Regions from separate parts of the Homo sapiens genome. Here region 1 is linked to region 2. The links are chromatin loops, found by intact Hi-C in ENCODE. Cell type or tissue: chondrocyte. All regions are shown on one strand. Each heading gives the region's core, and the rest is flanking DNA. Links, peaks and the distances in the headings are about the cores only. Region 1 has its middle 51 kb from the start of LINC03026. Region 2 holds the start of LOC124902201 (syncytin-A-like).

Evidence for each region. Peaks named below come from ENCODE experiments on the same cell type or tissue, not always from the same donor. Only the 100,000 strongest peaks of a DNase experiment are listed, where the experiment ranks them.
Region 1: a loop joins it to region 2, with 4 times the contacts of the local background. A loop is called at or near these places in 2 of 110 quality-filtered maps.

The regions. Positions count from the first base shown.
Region 1 is chr9:88,025,035-88,029,421 of GRCh38, reverse strand. No RefSeq gene overlaps it. Among named protein-coding and RNA genes, the nearest start is that of LINC03026, 51 kb to the left of the region's middle. RefSeq lists an enhancer at 2,858-3,623. In chondrocyte, for the core only: no CTCF peak of the experiment used is centred there; no DNase peak of the experiment used is centred there.
Region 2 is chr9:88,074,526-88,078,912 of GRCh38, reverse strand. LOC124902201 (syncytin-A-like) reads left to right here and starts at 1,013. Exons shown (of 7, transcript XM_047424307.1): 1 at 1,013-1,190; 2 at 1,430-1,530. LINC03026 (long intergenic non-protein coding RNA 3026) reads left to right here and starts at 1,013. Exons shown (of 2, transcript NR_135138.1): 1 at 1,013-1,190. RefSeq lists an enhancer at 1,765-2,315. In chondrocyte, for the core only: CTCF peaks have their summits at 2,206, 2,407 and 2,610; DNase peaks (open chromatin) are centred at 1,912, 2,332 and 2,512.

The DNA.
Region 1 (4,387 bases), core at 295-4,294, 49 kb after region 2:
TCACTACCACCACCCTCTGTGAGCTACCACTTGCTTCTGCCAAGAATCATCCTTACAATGAGCTCCTTCCTTACTCATTATTTTTCTTCTTCCTTGCAACACGCAGAATTTATCTCTCCTCATCTTGATGTTGATGAAAGGCAATATTCTTTGCTAATTTAAAGTGTGATGAAACATACAGAAGAAAACAAGATTTCTGATAAACACTTTTTGCTAATTAAGTATTTGGAAATCTGCTTGTACCAAAATAATATGACATTCCTCCCTGTGCCCTCCCTGTGCCTTTTATTTCCTCTAATAGAATTGTTTTCCTCCACACAGAGGTTCTCTTTTTTTTTTTTTTTTTCAGATGGAGTCTCACTCTGTTGCCAGGCTGGAGTGCAGTGGTGCTATCTCGGCTCACTGCAACCTCCGCCTCCTGGGTTCAAGCGATTCTCTTGCCTCAGCCTCCCGAGTAGCTGGGATTACAGGCACCCGCCACCGTGCCCAGCTAATTTTTTATTTTTAGTAGAGACAGTGTTTCACCATGTTGGCCGGGATGGTCCCGATCTCTTGATCTCGTGATCTGCCTGCCTCGGCCTCCCAAAGTGCTGGGATTCCAGGCAAGAGCCACTGCTTCCGGCCAACAGAGGTGCATTCTAGATCTTTAATTTCTCCACCTCACTTGGAAGATTGCTAGAAATCACAAATAAAGTTTGTAATGTAGTTATATAGCTTTCACTGAACATTTTAAATACTTGAACAAAAAATTCATGACGATTACACATAACCAAGCCCATCCCAAACTTTTTGAAGACTTCATATGTCAATCCCCCGATAGTTAATAAATACTGTATTTTTTCATGACTCCCACTCTTAATCATCATACTGACTCATACCACTCAAAACTGCAGTTTAATTATATTAGTTTTCTCTAATATAAAATTAGTTACATATTTAATTAACTTCCTTTCTCCCAAAATAGCAACCATCCTCTTTGATTAACCTGGCTGAGTCATGCAAAACCTTATGCTTATCTTGCTGTCAATTACAAGCATATTTTAGTTTTAAGCAGAAATAGCTTACATTGTACCATGCAAAAATTACGGTGTTAGGGCCGAGCGCTGTGGTTCATGCCTGTAATCCCAGCACTTTGGGAGGCCGAGGTGGGTGGATCACCTGAGGTAAGGAGTTCAAGACCAGCCTGGTCAACATGGTGAAACCCTGACTCTACTAAAATACAAAAATTAGCCGGGCATGATGGCGGGTGCCTGTATTCCCAGCTACTTGAGAGGCTGAGACGGGAGAATCTCTTGAACCTGGGAGATGTTGGTTGCGGCGAGCTGAGATCACGCCACCGCACTCCAGCCTGGGCAGCTGAGTGAGACTCCATCTCAAAAAAAAAAAAGAAAAAGAAAATTACGGAGTTAGGAGGAAGGATGGCATATGGTTAGGAAACTAATTTCACAAGTAAATGGATCCTCTATTGACTTTGACAGACAAAATGTAAGAACAAGAATGCAAAAGTAAGACCTTTTTTTTTTTTTTGAGATGGAGTTTCGCTCTTGTTGCCCAGGCTGGAGTGCAATGGCAAGATCTCGGCTCACTGCAACCTCCTCCTCCTGGGTTCAAGTGATTCTCCTGCCTCAGCCTCCTGAGTAGCTGGGATTACAAGGCATGTGCCACCACACCGGCTAATTTTGTATTTTTAGTAGAGACTGGTCTCAAACTCCCACCGTCAGGTGATCCACCCGCTTTGGCCTCCCAAAGTGCTGGAATTACAGGCATGAGCCACTGTGCTTGGCAGTAAGACTCTTATATTCCTAGACTTTTTTTGTATGTATGAATCACTTTGGTACCAAAAGGTCCTTTATTTGATAAAGACAGTTCATGACTGCTTTATTCATTACCAGTTTATTTCATTTAAAATTTTATTACTTTTGGAATCTGGATGTCACAGACAAGGTTGGGTGATAACAATTTAAGGTTAGAGTCCTCCTGCAAGGACAAGGATGTCAATAAGAGGTGAGGAGGGTTCCAGGCACATTGCTGCCCACATAAAAGAGCAAGCTAGGACCCAGGCGCGGTGGCTCACACCTGTAATCCCAGCACTTTGGGAGGCCGAGGCAGGTGGACCATGAGGTCAGGAGATCGAGACCATCCTGGCTAACACAGTGAAACCCCATCTCTACAACAAAATACAAAAAAAAAAAACAAATGAGCCAGGCGTGGTGGTGGGCACCTGTAGTCCCAGCTACTCGAGAGGCTGAGGCAGGAGAATCTGTTGAACCTGGGAGGCAGAGGTTGCACTGAGCCGAGACTGTGCCACTGCACTCCGGCCTGGGCAATAGAGCGAGACTCCGTCTCAAAAAAATAAATAAATAAAAATAAGAATACCAGCTTTTTAAAGGAAAAATCATTTAGGACCAAGGTCTAAAAGCAATTCTTTGGGAGTGTGTGTCCTAACAGAGCAGACCCTGAGTACTGAAACTAACAGATTATTCCGTGTGATGGCTGCATGGTGCCTCTCAAATGTCATATGTTGAAATGCTAACCCCAAGAACCTCAGAAGGTGACTATATTTGGAGGAGGGGCCTTTACAGAGGTAATCAATTAAAAATGATGTCATATGGATGTGTGGGCCCTAATCCAATCTGACTGGGTCCCATAAGAAAAGGCTTGGGTGCAGCGGCTCACACCTGTAATCCCAGCACTTTGAGAGGCCGAGGCAGGAGGATCGCCCGAGGTCGAGAGTTCGAGACCAGCCTGACCAACATGGAGAAACCCTGTCTCTACTAAAAATACAAAATTGGCCAGGCGTGGTTGCGCATGCCTGTAATCCCAGCTACTCAGGAGGCTGAGGCAGAAGAATCGCTTGAATCCAGGAGGCGGAGGTTGCAGTGAACCGAGATTGCGCCATTGCATTCCAGCCTGTGAAACAAGAGCGAAACTCTGTCTCAAAAAAAAAAAAAAAAAAAAGAGATGAGGACATAGACACACACAGTGGGGACACAGGGAGAATACAGCCTCAGCCTTCTGCAAGCCAAGGAGAGAGGACTCAGGAGGAATCAACTCTGCCCACACCTTGATTTTGGACTTCCAACCTCTAGAACGGGAGAGAATAAATATCTGTTCTTTAAGCCCCCCACTGTGGCACTTTGTTATGGAAGCCCTAGCAAATTAACACATGCATGCAACAATATTCCTCAACAAATGCAAAAGTAGCTTTAAATGGGAATTTGTTAATCCCATCCTCAGAGTACTGTAAGGTCAAAATGTCTACATTTAAATTGCTGAATGCAATTTTCAAGGAGGGACATCACTTTCAAACAAGTGAGATTTGCAAATTCCTCTGCCCATTGCATGCTTCTCAAGATCAGAGTTAGGAAAGAGAAAGGGGTGCCCCCTCTTCGTGGCACACACAAATGACCCTAGGAATGATGCTAAGCAAACAGGCCCTCCCCATGGGGAAGCCCTTGCTGCTGACTCTGTGTCACGAGCAGCAGTGCCACAGAACCAGACTCTGGCCATGCCGCTTTACAGCGGCGGGTCTTCCCTGTGCATTGACACATTCATCCCAAGTGAAATGGCTTATGGAGAAACAGCTCTTCCCTGGGTGCTAACTTCTATGGGGCAACTAATTAGTGCTATGGCTTAGGATAATAAAGAGATACAAAAAATATTTGAGTTGGGAAATGTGACCATGACATATCAAGGCTAAAGACAATAGCTGCATCCTGGAGGGCCAGGGCCTTTGCCAAGCATCAAAAGGACTGGTCTACTGCAGGAGCTCGACTCCTGCCCTTCAGAACCCAGGGTCTCCACCCCTTCCCAGTTCCCTCCCCAAGCTGCCAGAGTGCCACCTGCTGGGGGCCTCAGAGGAATTGCCCTCTGCCCCCAGGAACTGCCCTCTGCCAAGTTTTGTCCCTTTCCTGGGAGCAGCCTGGATCTGATGGTTGCATGTGCCGCAAAGCCAGGAATTCAGAGGGGCCAATCTCACCCAGAGTCCATTCCAGACAGCCAGCTACGGAGAAGGCATATTTCCTTGGGGTGGCACTGGATTGAAAGTCCTTCAAAAATGCTACATGAGAAGTGCCATGTGGTGTTAAACAAGACTCTAGGATTTCAGGGCAGCAGGTAGTGAGCAAGAGCCCCAGCCTGCCCCCTCCTCCTACTGCCCTTGCTTTCATGGAGAACATTTGCGTTCTTCTTTGGAAGTAAAGAAAGTAATGCATAATAACTTTCTTTGACAAGTATGTCTTTCTGCCGTGAGCTAACAGGCACTGGACTGAGACGCAGGAAAGCCTGCAGTGAATCCTAACAGTTCACTTCCCTCTTACAATGTGAATTCATTCAAATTAGACCTTCGAGTGAAAGCCTCTTAATTAGATGATTTCCTAAGTCCCCA
Region 2 (4,387 bases), core at 307-4,306:
GCAACTTGTACATAAATCATTCTCCAAAACAGTGATTTTGGAAAGGCCTCATGTGGTCCTTTTCTCTTTCCTGGTTCCTTCTCTGCTCACCTGCCAACAGTGCTCCATGGTCCCCCAGGTTGGAGCACGTGGAGGGATGAAGCAAAGGGAAAAAAGAAATGTCATTCACATGGATCCAGAAGTAAGCTGGCTCATACTGGTGCCTAGAAACACCTCCCCACACACCTTCCCACCAAGGAGCAGTTTGCCAGCCCATCTGTTTTGCCCTCTGTGTTTCCCTGGGCAGGAGTTATCCCCCAGCCATTGCATCCCCCAAACTCCAGAGGTTCAGTTGAGCTGAACTTCACCGAGCCTGAGGCAAGAAGACAAGCTCCCCCTACCCAAGCCCTTGACAAGGCAGGAGGAGGGGCTCACAGCACACGGCTGCCTACAGAAGTCTTCCTCTCAAAGCTCCTTAACCTTCCTCCTTCTCGCCATGTGTAACTGCTCACTGCTTCATCACAGATGTTTAAATCAGCACCGTCTGTATTTTGGTCTGGCAGCTCACTTGGGAATGCAGCATCCTTGGAAATGTGGTGTCGGGTGGATGCACCAATGTCCATCTCCTGCTACAAATGGCAACTGAACTTGTGGCCATCTGGGCTTTTTAGTCTGTTGTTGTTGGTTTTACCTCTGTTTTATACTACCCAGCATCCACCAACAATCACAGGCTAATTTTTCCTACATGATGGCTACTTCCCCAACTCCAGGTGGTTGTAGTAAAGAGGACTCCAGCGACATACGGCCTAGTTCAAGGGGTGGACAGGTCAGCCTTGCAGATATTCAAGGGAGAGCCACCTGGGCAGAGGGAAAGTTATGGACTAAACTGTGTCCTCACAAAATTTGTATGTTGAAGCTCTAACCCCTAGTGTGACTGCATTTGGAGGCAGAACCTATAAGGAGGTAATAAAGGTTAAGTGAGGTCATAGGGTGGGCTCTGATCCAATAGAACTGTGTCCTTATAGGAACAGGAAGAAGCGCTAGGGATATCTCCCCTCCCCCGCTCCCTCTGTCTCCCTCTCTCCCTCCCCTCTCCCCTCTCCCATGAGAGGACACAGCCAGAAGGAGACCGTCTGCAAGCCAAGGAGAGAAGCCTCACCAGCCATGGAATCTATAGGCACCTTGATGTTGGACTTCCAGCCTCCAGAGCTGTGAGAAATGCGTTTCTGTTGTTTAAGTTGCCCCGTCTGGATTCTGTTACGGCACCCTGAGCTAAGACAGGGACTAACTGGTGCAAAGGCCCTGGGGGGGACCTGGAGGCAGGTTTGAAGGGTGGGGGGAGGGGAGGCCATGATCACCGGGTGGAGGGTGGGAGTAGGTGGACATGGGTTAGAAAGGTCGTGGGCCAGGCGGCCTCCTAGGCAGCTTCCTGATGTTGGCCTTTTCATAGATGGAAGCCAACCGTCGGGAGCACACACACCACATTACAAGGATCCCAGCCAGGCCCAGGAGGGGAAGCAAGGACACCCTAGAGGCAGAGAGAACTGGCAGGTAGCACCGTGGGGGATGAGAGCGGGTTGGAATCTAGATCCTTCTTGAGAAAGGAGGACGCTGGAGGGTGGGATGTGAAAACTGGGGGAGAGAAGACTCAGAGGTCACTGGAGGTCTGAACAAGTGCAAGGATAGAGGTGCCCCGAGCTGACACGGGTGGCCTGGGCAGGGGCCGGTGTGTTGGGGGAGATCCTGGGGTCTGGAGGCCAGGGGTCGGGCCATGAGGCCGTACCGGCAAAGGCGGTGCGGGCCCTGAAACCAGGCGAAGACAGAGCTGGCGGGAGGCAGCGGCCCCAAAGTCAGGACCGAGGAGGGCCGGGCTGACTGCCAAGGAAGGCCGGGCTGGCTGCCAAGGTCAACCAGGTGGAGGCCTTCGGGGTTCGGCAAGAGCAGTTCTGTGAGCTGGCGGAGCCTGGCGTCTGCCTGCGTGACGTGGAGGAACCGCAGGCGGCGACCGCGGACAGAATGTACAGGTTTCTGGGCGAGGAATGGAGAATGAGGCGGAGCTGGGCTGCAGGAGACGGAGGCAGAGAGAGACGGCCTGGCGGGAGATGCAGGGGCCCGCGGCAGGGCCCTGGAAGCTCCAGGCGGGAGGAGGGACGTGGTGGCGGGCGGGAGGGCAAGGGCTGGGGCCCGGGCTCATTCCGCAGAGCCTGCGGGTACAGCAGGCTGAGGGGTCAGACTGAGCACAGGGAGCTGAATAGCGAGCCCCGCCCGGCAGGGGAAATGAAGGGAGGGTGGTGTGAGAGCTTCTGCCAGGGGCAGAAGGACACCGAGGGACCGCAAGCAGAGCCGAGGGAGTGCGCGCTAGCCCCGGAAGAGGGTGCGCTGGGCTGGCTGCTGAGCTACCCTCAGGAGCTGCAGGGGCTCGAGGGGCTGGAAATGCTGCGGCAGAAACTGGAAGGGCCCTGCCTAGGTTGGCTTAGGAGTAGAGGGGTGCACCCTGGTCAACCCTGCACCTCCGGGGCGCCACGCGCTCGCTGGCGGGAGGGCGGAGGGAGGCGGGAAGGAGACGCTAAGGCGCTGCGATCCCGGACGCGCAGCCCTCTAGGCGTGGAGGCTGCTGGAGCCGCCAGGCAGCTTCTCGGCGACTCCACGCGTCAGTGCAGAGATGCTGCAGGGACGCAGCGCTCACAAAAGCAGCTCCGCTCACAAAAATACGGCCACACCGAGCAGACGTCTGCTTTGACACCACTCGACCCTGCCAAAAAGAGCAATTAATGGGATCAGAAGGGCGGGAGGTGGGAGGGAAGGCGGGGAGTGGGCAATGAGCAGAGCCTGGCTTTCTATCCCAGGACAGCGTGGTGTTCTCAAGGGAATTTAGACAAACATTTCATCCTAACCTCAACAACAGGTCCTCCTGAGTCCTCATACAACCTATCCTTAGGCGGTAACAGGCTGCAGCTGTTGAAGTCTAATTTCACTCTATTGATTGGTACTTTCAATGGAATGCTTTCTGATTAATTCTGTGCCTTTAGTTTTACCCTGGACATGTTTCAAGACAATGTATTAATAAGACTCTGGTGTTACGTATTCAATCAATTTATAGATGAAACCCAGAAAACTCAAATATGGTTAGAGGACTGGATTAAATGATATTTACTTTGGCAATAGAGAAATAAAAGTATACTGAACTGATGGAAATATTCTAAAACTATATTGCAGTGATGGTTACACAACTCTACAGATTTACTGACAATGGGTGAAATATGTAGCATGTTAAAAATACCAGCTGTTAAAAATGAAGAAAAAGTCTATCAGTAAAAAAATAAATACGTGTCTAACTGGAAGAAGATAAGATACAGAGGCAGGGGGGAAAGAGGGTAGGGTAGGGGGGCTAAGAGCCTCATTCACATCGTGGTGTGGCAGTTAATACAGTCTAAGTTTACAGAACAAGAAATTCAAGTTCAAGCATATTGCTTAAATCTAGTTAACCTATAGGAAAACTAAGTATAATAATAAGCACAGCAAAGTAGGAGGAAGAAGACAAGTAGCCTTAATCAGCTAAACCTTCCTCTTTTATAATGGAAAGCCACTGCAAAAGAAATCGAGGTTGATAAATACAGAAGCTCGATAAGTGTATTATTACTTAAAATTTTGAATTTTGAAAGGAACTCCCCAAAAATCTAAAAATGCTTATTGTTAAAAAAAATTTTTTTTGAGATAGGATCTCTCTCTGTCACCCAGGCTGGAGTGGAATGGTGTGATCATAGCACACTACAGCCTCTCTACCTCCTGGGCTCAAGCGATCCTCACGTCTCAGCCTCCTGAGTAACTGTGACTACAGGTGGGTGCCAGCACACCCAGCTGATTTTTTTATAGAGAAGAGGTCGCGCTGTGTTGCCCAGGCTGGTCTCAAACTCCTGGCCTCAAGCAGTCCTCCCACTTCAGCTCCTAAAGTGTTGGGACCACAGGCATGAGCCACCATGCCAGCCTAAATTTTGCCTTTAAAAATTGTCCCATGAATTCCTGGATTGGCATAACAGTTGGTATTGTCTTGATAGAAGAGTTGTTGAAATAATCTATCACCTTCACACTGCCCGGCATGTGCACACACGTGCATGTCTGCGCATGTCCGTATGTGTGCACATGTCACATGAATGTGCAAGTGTGTGCAAATGTGCAAGTGTTTGTGTGTGCTTGTCTGTGTCCATGTGTATGTGTGTATGTATGTTTTAAGAGACCTGTAAAATCAAAAGAAAACTAGCCTCAAGGTAAAATTACAAAAAATCCCCACATATTTACAGTGATCAGTGACATAGTCTTTCTTTTCTTGAATAAATATTACAATTTGATTATCTGAGATGCTTTTATATTTAGGAAATGAGTTAATACAGATTAAATTACATTTCAATAT